Regions from separate parts of the Homo sapiens genome. Here region 2 is linked to region 1. The links are chromatin contacts, found by Hi-C or POLR2A ChIA-PET in ENCODE. All regions are on one chromosome and are shown on one strand. The core of a region is the stretch at or near the end of the contact, and the rest is flanking DNA. Distances in the headings are between cores, read along the strand shown. Region 1 overlaps CCDC88C (coiled-coil domain containing 88C). Region 2 overlaps FBLN5 (fibulin 5).

Region 1 (4,257 bases), core at 56-2,555:
CAAGGACGCTTGGAGGGCTCCATCCCAAATAAGCTGTAAATGAAACTAACCTAACTTCAACACCAAGCCTCAAATAAGACTCCATTATTTCAAAACCTGTGGTCATCTGGACAGTGTCTCTGCAGAATTCATGGGGGTGAACCCATTTTTAAAATTACAGAAAAATATATTTAAAAAGTACCATTTTAGCCATTTTAAAGTGTTTGGATCTGTGGCATTAGGTACAAGCACACTTTTCTGCAACCATCACCACCATCCCTTTTCACCTTCCCAAACTGACCACAGAGATTAATTTTTAAGGTTCTGTGAGTTAAACAATGGAATCGATGTTTCATTTCCTCTTCCATTAAAGTCAGTGCCTTGAAGACTATTAAAACGACACAATGGTTTACTACTAAAACGCCAGTGTTTCTCTTTTTTTTTTTTTTTTTTTGAGACAGAATCTCACTCTCTCACCCAGGCTGGAGTGCAGTGGTGTGATCTTGGCTCGCTGCAACCTCCACCTCTCAGGTTCAAGCGATTCTCCGGCCTCAGCCTCCTGAGTAGCTGGGATTACAGGTGTGCACCACCACGCCTGACTAATTTTTGTACTTTTAGTAGAGGCGGGGTTTCTCCATGTTGGCCAGGCTGGTCTTGAACTCCTGACCTCAAGTGATCTGCCCGCCTTAATCTCCCAAAGTGCTGGGAATACAGGCATGAGCCACTTTGCCCGGCCCAGTGTTTCTTTACTAGTGCAAATCTCGTCAGCACCCCCCAGCAACCAGAGTAACTGGGTATGTCTTAGTAAGACAGACAAGAAGAGCTGCCCTCTACAGAACACACCAAGGGCCAGAGCCGGGGTTCCTGCTTCACTGTTTTCTCTCACTCATCCTCACAGTCATCTTGTGAGGCAGGTTCATTACCCCTATTTTGCAGGTAAGGAAACTAAAGTTTTAAGAGGTTAAGTACTTGCCCTAGGTCACCCAGCTAACCAGCAGAGAAGCCAAGGCTTTATGCCAGGTCTTTCTGGCTCTCGAAGCCACTGCCCCATACACTCAGGCTTTGCTTGCACGATGCCATCATTCTAGCAAACACTAGAATGATGCCAGCTCCTAGCTAGGCACTAGGAGTTGACAACACTAAGAATAAATCACGGTATTAACTTTAAAGAGCTCACACATTATAGAAAATGGTCTAAATCGGTGAGGCCTTCTCACCAGCCACCATGGTCTCTAACAAATATTTAGTTGATGAGAGACCATCCTAGCTGCTTGTACCACCTCTCTGCTCCACCAGGGGGCGCCCCCAACTTGGACTTCCAGAGGCAAGGGATTTGGGGGAACCCCCTTGTGCAGCCCTCAGGCCCCAGAACTACGCACAGATATCAAAGCACAGACAGCTAACTTCTCACACAGATTCACAGTGAAACTGGTTTTAGGTTCGGAACTGATAGGAACCCCCAAATGCAAGAAATATTCACCTGTTTCCAATAACCTTTCCAGAATGCTTAGATGTCTATCAGAATTTTTTAAAGCCACCCACTAAACAAGCCAAAAGCCCCATCACACCCTGGAAAGTCTAAGTAACTATGAACTTGCACGATCACGTGCACGGGAACGGTGAGCGTGTGCTATTTTCAAACACAGGAACTGGCTCATTGTTTGCCGGGGCTGAGGCTTCCTGCGCAGGGGGCTGAGTGCGGCCCCGCCCACGCTTCCCATGACCGACACCTCCTCTCGGGGCGCGGGGCAGTGGGCAGCAGAGCAAGCCCAGGAGGGAAGAGGGAAAGGGAGAGGCCTGGCAGAGGCGCTAAGAACCTGGGTCTCCGGGGCAGCAGCCACTCAGCACCCTCCCCACCCAGGAGAGAGAAAACAGGCTGCCTCCATCTTGCCCAATTATGCAAATGAATGGAGGAAATGACGCCCTGGGTACATTTATAGCAGGGATTCGTGGCCACTGGTGATGGCTCCTGCCATCCAGGGCTTTCAGCCATCCACAGATGGCCTCAGAGAGCCTCTGGGTGTCAGTGCACTATAATCTGGAAGCTCCCGGGAATGTCCATATGGGAATTCGGAAAACTGGCAACACTTAATTTGTGTTTTGCGTCCTGACATCAAGGCTGCCAGACCCCTCGTGTCTTCCCTGGGGAGAACTGTAATGAAACAGTTCCAAGTGGAGCTTGAAGGAAATCATGTTTGCCTGGGATGAATGGATGGGCTAACATGGCAGATTCAGAGCCCAGGACTCAGCTCCCTGGAGGCAGCGGCGGCCACGGCCAGGCTGGCTCCCCGGCACCAGGCGCTACCTACCGTCTGACAAGTCTGCGTTCTTGGACAGCTGCTCCAGCTCCCAGCCAAGGTGGGCAGATTCGTTCATGCTCTGCTTCTGTGCAATCTCAAGGACCATGTTTTCTTCCAGCAGCTCCTCAATTCGTTTCTTATCTGTGTCCCGGTCCTGGGGCAAGCAAGAAGAGGCAAGAAGTGAGGCTGCACAGCTGGAGATCCCCCTGGACAAGCCTCAGCCCCTGTATAGCTACCGTCATGTGCTGTGGATGAAGATGTACTGGCTCACTTCCAAATAAACAGAGCTGCACAGAAACATCCCAACACAGGGCCCTGCTATGAGAGGGAAAGCCACTCAAAGGTACCCTGACCTGGCTACCTAGGTTATGAAGACAGACCCGGCCGGGGTCCCTAACTGAATGCTGTCTGAACAAAGTGACATACTGCACAGGGCTTTAAAGCAAGTGTGCAGTGATGGGCAGCTCTGTGGCTCTAGCGAAGCCCTAACAGGCCTCTAAAGCTGTTAACAGGCTAACAAATCACAGCTCACCCCACACCATCAACACTGGCAAAGACCCTTCTTCCAAGACACACACACACACTCATTCCTACAGAAAAGCAATACAGAAGTCAAGTGCTCTGTTTGTGGGTGTTAAGTGGCACCCGCTCAAGCCTGCTGATTTTAGCAAGCTACTCCCCGCAGTCAACAAGTCATTCGTGGTAGCAGTGGCAGCAGCAACGGCAGTAGCAGCAACAAACCCAGTAGCTAAACTATCAGAGAAGGGCACGCCATAAACCTGAACCTGCCCCAATCGGTTTTCTTTTCTTTCTTTCTTTTTTTCTGAGACAAGGTCTTGCTCTATCACCCAGGCTGGAATGCAATGGTGTGATCACGGCTCACTGCAGCCTCAACCTCCCAGGCTCAAGCAACCCTCCTGCCTCAGTCTCTCCCAAGTAGATGGAACTACAGGCTCACACCACCATGCCCAATTATTTAGTTTTCGTAGAGATGGGGCCTCGCTAGGTTGCCAGGGTTAGAACTCCTGCGCTCAAGGGATCCTCCCACCTTAGCCTCCCAAAGTGCTGGGATTACAGGCATGAGCCACTGTGCCCGAGCCCAATCTGTTTTCAATGTAGTAACAACACAGCCTGCAGTACCAATTCCAGGTCGTGAAGCTTGGATTTCAGCTGCAGGTTCTCCTTTTCCAGCTCATGGACTTTATCGCCCCGGGCCCGAGCAGCAGTCAGCTGTTCCTCCAGCATGGCCTTGGTTTCAATTAAAATGATATTATCTTCTCTCAGCTCCTGGTTAGCAAAAACATACATGAGAACCATCAGATAAAGGCACCTGGGTCATTAGGATGGAATTCTAAAACCAAAACTCTTTCAGGCATCTGGACCCAAGCAAACAATCTAGAGGGAAGTCCGAGGCAGGAAGTTTTTCCTCTACTTTTTTTTTTATCATCTTCACCTTTTTTTTGAGACGGAATGTCACTCTGTCGCCCAGGCTGGGGTGCAGTGGCGCGATCTCAGCTCACTGCAACCTCCACCTCCTAGGTTCAGCAATTCTCCTGCCTTAGCCTCCCAAGTAGCTGCAATTACAGGCGCCTGCTATCGCGCCCGGCTAATTTTTGTATCTTTAGTAGAGACGAGGTTTCATCATGTTATCCAGGCTGGTCTCGAATTCCTGACCTCAGGTGATCCACCTGCCTCGGCCTCCTAAAGTTCTGGGATTACGGGCATGAGCCACTGTGCCCAGCCCATCTTCACCCTTTTTAATCGGGCAAGGACAATGGACTTTCTCTGCTATAAGAAAAAAAAATCCATGAATCAAGATAGGCTGGGAATAGTGCCAAGGCTTTGACATGCCTAATCTCATCTGGACGGACAAGGGGACCCTGAGCCCATTTCCTTAACAAGGAAGGAGTGGGGTTGAGAGTCAATCCTGGGTTCCAGGTCTGAGTCTAGTAGACCTCTTAATTCAACATTCATTCTA
Region 2 (4,807 bases), core at 295-2,794, 590 kb after region 1:
TACCACATGATCCAGCAATATTACTTCTGGATATACGTACAAAATAATTGTAAGCAGGATCTTGAAGTGATACCTATACACCTATGTTCATAGCAGCATTATTCACAATAGCCAGGAGGTGGAAGCAACCCAAATGTCTATTAGCCGTTGAATGAATACCCAAAATGTGGTACATTCACATGAGGGAATATTGTTCAGCCTTAAAAAGGAAGGAAACTCTAGCACGTGCTACAACATGAATGAAGCTTGGGGACAGTATGCTAAGTGAAACACGCCACTCACAAAAAGACAAATACTGTATGAGTCCACTTATATGATATATTTAAAGAGGTCAAATTCATAGAAACAGAAAGTAGAATGGTGGTTATCACGGGCTAGAGAGAAGGGGAAAGAGAGAAAGTTGCTTAATAGATACGGAGTTTTTGTTTGGCAAGATGAAAAAGTTCTGCGGCACAACAATGTAAATACACTTCACACTACCGCGCTGTGCACTTGAAAACGGTCAAGATAATACATTTCTTGTTACGCATTTTTACTACAATAAAAAAGTGAATATCTGTAAATCAAAACATATTTCTTCATTGATTGCATTCTAAGTTCTATAAACTGTTCCCACTGAAAGAAATAATCGATCTGTGATCAAAAACAAAACCCCATAAAGAAAAGTCCAGCAGCCATCCTGTGCTCCTGAGAAACTTAACTCCACCCCAACAGCCCACATCTCTTCTGTAACCCCATCTCCACAGAGGAATTAAAATTCAAGCATCACGGAATCAGGGTAGAGTGCTGGGGAGAAAGGGATGGCGGGGAGAAAGATGAAGGTAGAGAAGGGGAGGCAGGGAAGGAAAGAAGCAGGAACAAAGAGGTCTGGACTATGACGTGGGCATCTTGAGCCTCTAGTAACTCGATTCAAAGGACAACACAGGCAAGTGGGAACACCAGCTTTGGGGTCGGATCTGGTTCAAATTCTGCTGCCCTCATTTTTTTAGCTTTGTAATTTTTTTTTTTTTAATACAGAGTCTCACTCTGTCACCCAGGCTGGAGTGCAGCGGCACGATCTCAGCTCACTGCAACCTCCACCTCCTGGGTTCAAGTGATTCTCCCGCCTCAGCTTCCCAAGTGGCTGAGAATACAGGTGCATGCCACCATGCCCAGCTAATTTTTGTATTTTTAGTAGAGACGGGCTTTTCACCAGGTTGGCCAGGCTGGTCACAAACTCCAGACCTCCAGTGATCCGCCCACCTCAGCCTCCCAAAGTGCTGGGATTACAGGCGTGAGCCACCACGCCTGGCCAGCTTTGTAATTTTAAACAAGTTTTTTGGTTGGTTGTTTACTTGCCCCTAAAAACCTTCGTTTCCTCGTTTGTGAAAGGAGTTGATAATGATGGTAGTTAATTCATGGGGTTTTGTGAGAATCACACATAACTAAAGCTCTTTACACAGTACCAGGCACAGAATTGGCCCTCAGTCAAGACTGGCAATAGCTTCATCTCAAGAAGTAGGAGGAGGAAGAAGAGGAAGAGAAGGGAGTGTGAGGGCGGGGAGCCCACCTCCTAAAAGAAAAAATAAAGAAGGAACTGAAAGTCAGGTTCTAGTCCGGAACCTTCCACTAGCTCCGCAGTGGCCTTCCAGCAAGTCTTTCTCAGCTCGTTTGAGAAAATAAGGCCTCTGAGGTCTCTTCTATCTGGAAAGGTTGGTGAATCCAAATGCTCTGGGGCCCAGTTGAGCTCCCTGCCCTCACTACTCACTGCCTAAACCTCTTACCTCTGCAGGGCTAAGGAGGCCCTCTGGAGGATGCAAAAGGAAAAGACGGAAAAAAAAAAAAAACGGCTGGGAGATGCCCACGCTGTGCCTCGGCACACAAAATGAGGGCATGACCTTGTAGACCTATTAGCAAGTAGGAAGAAAACTTGCTAAGAGGGTAACCTGAAAGCGGAAGACCTCCTCATCTGATGTTACTTTAAAAAGCATTTAGGAGCACAATTATTTATTTTCCAGTTTGTCTCATGTCATATGAATATTACACTGTGCATCATTGTTACATTGTATACATATTAGTTTAATGCACAAACATTGTTATAAATGTTGTTGTACTATCTAAATGTTATAATGTATAAACACTGCCATATTTCCTGAGATTTGCTCTAAAATAAGGAAGTTCTAACATTTCCCTTTGGACCTCTTTCAAGACTTTTTAAGTAGGCATCTTCAAAAGGCCCTTCGGGGCTGGGTATGGTGACTCATGCCTGTAATCCCAACACTTTGGAAGGTTAAGGTGTGAGGATCACGTGAGGCCAGGAGTTAGAGACCAGCCTGAGCAACATAGCGAGACCCTGTCTCTACAAAAAATAAAAAATAGAAAAATTAGCTGGGCAGGACGTGGTGGCCCACACCTGTAATCCTAGCATTTATGGGAGACCGAGGTGGGCAGATCACTTGAGGTCAGGAGTTCAAGACCAGCCTGGCCAACGTGGTGAAACCCTGTATCTACTAAAAATACAAAAATTAGCCAGGCGTGGTGGCACACACCTGTAATCTCAGCTACTTGGGAGGCTGAGGCAGGAGAATCAATTGAACCCAGGAGGCGGAGGTTGCAGTGAGTCGAGATTGTGCCACTGCACTCCAGCCTGGGTGACAGAGCTAGACGATATCTCAAAGAAAAGAAAAAAATTAGCTGGGCATAGTGGTGTGCACCCGTGGTCCCAGCTACTCGGGAGGCTAAGGTTGGAGGATCGCTTGAGCCCGGGAAATCGAGGCTGCCATGAGCCATGTTTGTACCATTGCACTCCAGCCTGGGTGACAGAGTGAGACTCTGACTCAAAAAAAAAAAAAAAAAGCAGTTCTTAGGGGCTCAGGAAAAGACTGAGACACTTTTCTTCTTTAATATGCTAAAGAGGTTGTTGATCCAAAAAGCAGAAAATGTACTCATCAAAATAAGAGCTGTTCACTCATCCATCCATTCATCCATTCATTCATTTAACCAATATGTATTAACCAATGTGTATTAACTCAATATGTACTCCATATTGAGTAGTGCAGAATGGATTCGTATTTTTCATTATTTGTCTTCAAACGCCCTTTTACAAGTATAATTCAATCACAAGTTTTTATCTACCTCTATTCCCTTAGGGAAGTCTAAGGTGTTACTACCCTGTCATTATAAGTGATAAAAATGAGGTGGAGATGGTTCGTGTACAGAACAAAAAATACACATCACGAACCCAACCAGCCCCTCCACTAACTAGCTTTATGTCCATTTCCCCATTTTTAAAATGGGAATATCATGCCTGAATATTTTGGAGGATTCAATGAGATAAGAGATTCCACTAGAGGAAATGCCACCTAAAATGTATTAATAGAGCCTATTACTATTAAAGAAGAAATGCATTTCTCTGGGTCATATAAGAAATAAGAGGGAGAACCGTTACCTAAATCTATTATGTATGAGACTGGGTGTGATGGTCTCACACTGCCAGTTTTACTATCCTCTCACTCACCCACTCAGTGCCTGTTTTCCAGGCCAAAGGAGGAAAGGAGTGAGCAGCATAGAAGACAATTTTGAGGGGCCATTATATTTCCAGTGCCCATTTGTGGAGTTATTTTGGAATATCAAGTAGCTGGAAGGATTGGACAATTTGAGCAGAGATAATTCTTCTAACGCCTGGTCAATAGATGTTCACTCAACTATCATTCAATTATATCAGCAAATACTTACTAAATGACATCTACATTCTTGGCATTGTGCTAGGCATTGTGGATACCAAAGTGAATAAATCATGAAGACCCTATGTCCTGATGACAACGCAATTAAGTTATAAATCAATAACAAAAAGATAATTTAAATCCCCATAAATGTGTAACATTCAGAAACTCACCACTAAATAAATCATGGATAACAAGAAGTGATTACAGGGAAAATTAAAAATTCTTACAACTTAATAGCAATAAATACCATACATCCAAACTTATAGGTCACACCAAAAAATATGTAGTCTTAAGTGCTGACTTAATGAAAGAAGAAAGGCTTACAGTTAATGAGCTAAGCAACCAGCTTAAGAAATTAGAAAAGGGGCCATGCACAGTTGCTCATATCTGTAATCCTAGCACTTTGGGAGGCCAAGGCAGGCAGATCACTTGAGCTCAAGAGTTCGAGACCAGCCTGAGAAACATGGCGAGGCCCTGCCTCTACATAAAATACAAATATTAGCTGGGCGCAGTAGCTCATGCCTGTAATCCCAGCACTTTGGGAGGCCGAGGCAGGCAGATCACGAGGTCAGGAGATCGAGACCATCCTGGCTAACACAGTGAAACCCTGTCTCTACAAAAATACAAAAAAATTTAGCCGAGCGTGGTGGCAGGCGCCTGTAGTCCCAGCTACTCAGGAGGCTGAGGCAGGAGAATGGCATGAACCCAGGAGGCGGAGCTTGCAGTGAGCCGAGATCATGCCACTGCACTCCAGCCTGGGCGACAGAGTGAGACTCTGTCTCAAAAAAAAAAAAAAAAAAAAAAAACAACAAATATTAGCTGGGCAGTATAGTACATACCTGTGGTCCCAGATACTTGAGGCCCAGGAGATCAAAGCTGCAGTGAACCATGATCATGCCACTGCATACAGCCTAGGCAACAGAATGAGACTCTCGAAAAAATAAAAAAAGAAAAAAATTTAAACAGAAACAAATCCAAAACATAGAAAGAAAAGAATAAAAAACAGGAATTGATGAAATAAAAGCAAAAGGAAAAGAAAGAGATCGGGGAGAGCAACAAAGCAAAATATTTCTTTTTGAAAACAGCAAACTGATATGACTCTG

Evidence for each region. Hi-C counts contacts between places; a loop is a spot of excess contacts on that map. ChIA-PET counts read pairs that join two places held with the same protein, here RNA polymerase II (POLR2A). Pooled maps may share reads with other maps.
Region 2: a map of HCT116 shows a loop between it and region 1 (9-fold over the local background). The contact joins two enhancer-like sites. A Hi-C loop is called at or near these places in 5 of 168 maps with a recorded cell type or tissue (A673, HCT116, Right ventricle myocardium inferior and 1 more) and 17 of 50 pooled maps. POLR2A ChIA-PET finds 5 or more read pairs at or near these places in 1 of 52 experiments (activated naive CD4-positive, alpha-beta T cell).

Annotation. Positions count from the first base shown.
Region 1 is chr14:91,322,491-91,326,747 of GRCh38, forward strand. It overlaps CCDC88C (coiled-coil domain containing 88C), which reads right to left. Exons shown (of 30, transcript NM_001080414.4): 11 at 3,420-3,566; 12 at 2,289-2,433. Among named protein-coding and RNA genes, the nearest start is that of GPR68, 80 kb to the left of the region's middle. Within about 2 kb of position 1,306, at least 33 of the 41 ENCODE cell types and tissues checked have a DNase peak (open chromatin) inside an H3K27ac peak, as active enhancers do.
Region 2 is chr14:91,909,992-91,914,798 of GRCh38, forward strand. The region is part of intron 4 of FBLN5 (fibulin 5); the gene reads right to left. Among named protein-coding and RNA genes, the nearest start is that of FBLN5, 35 kb to the right of the region's middle. Within about 2 kb of position 1,545, at least 3 of the 41 ENCODE cell types and tissues checked have a DNase peak (open chromatin) inside an H3K27ac peak, as active enhancers do.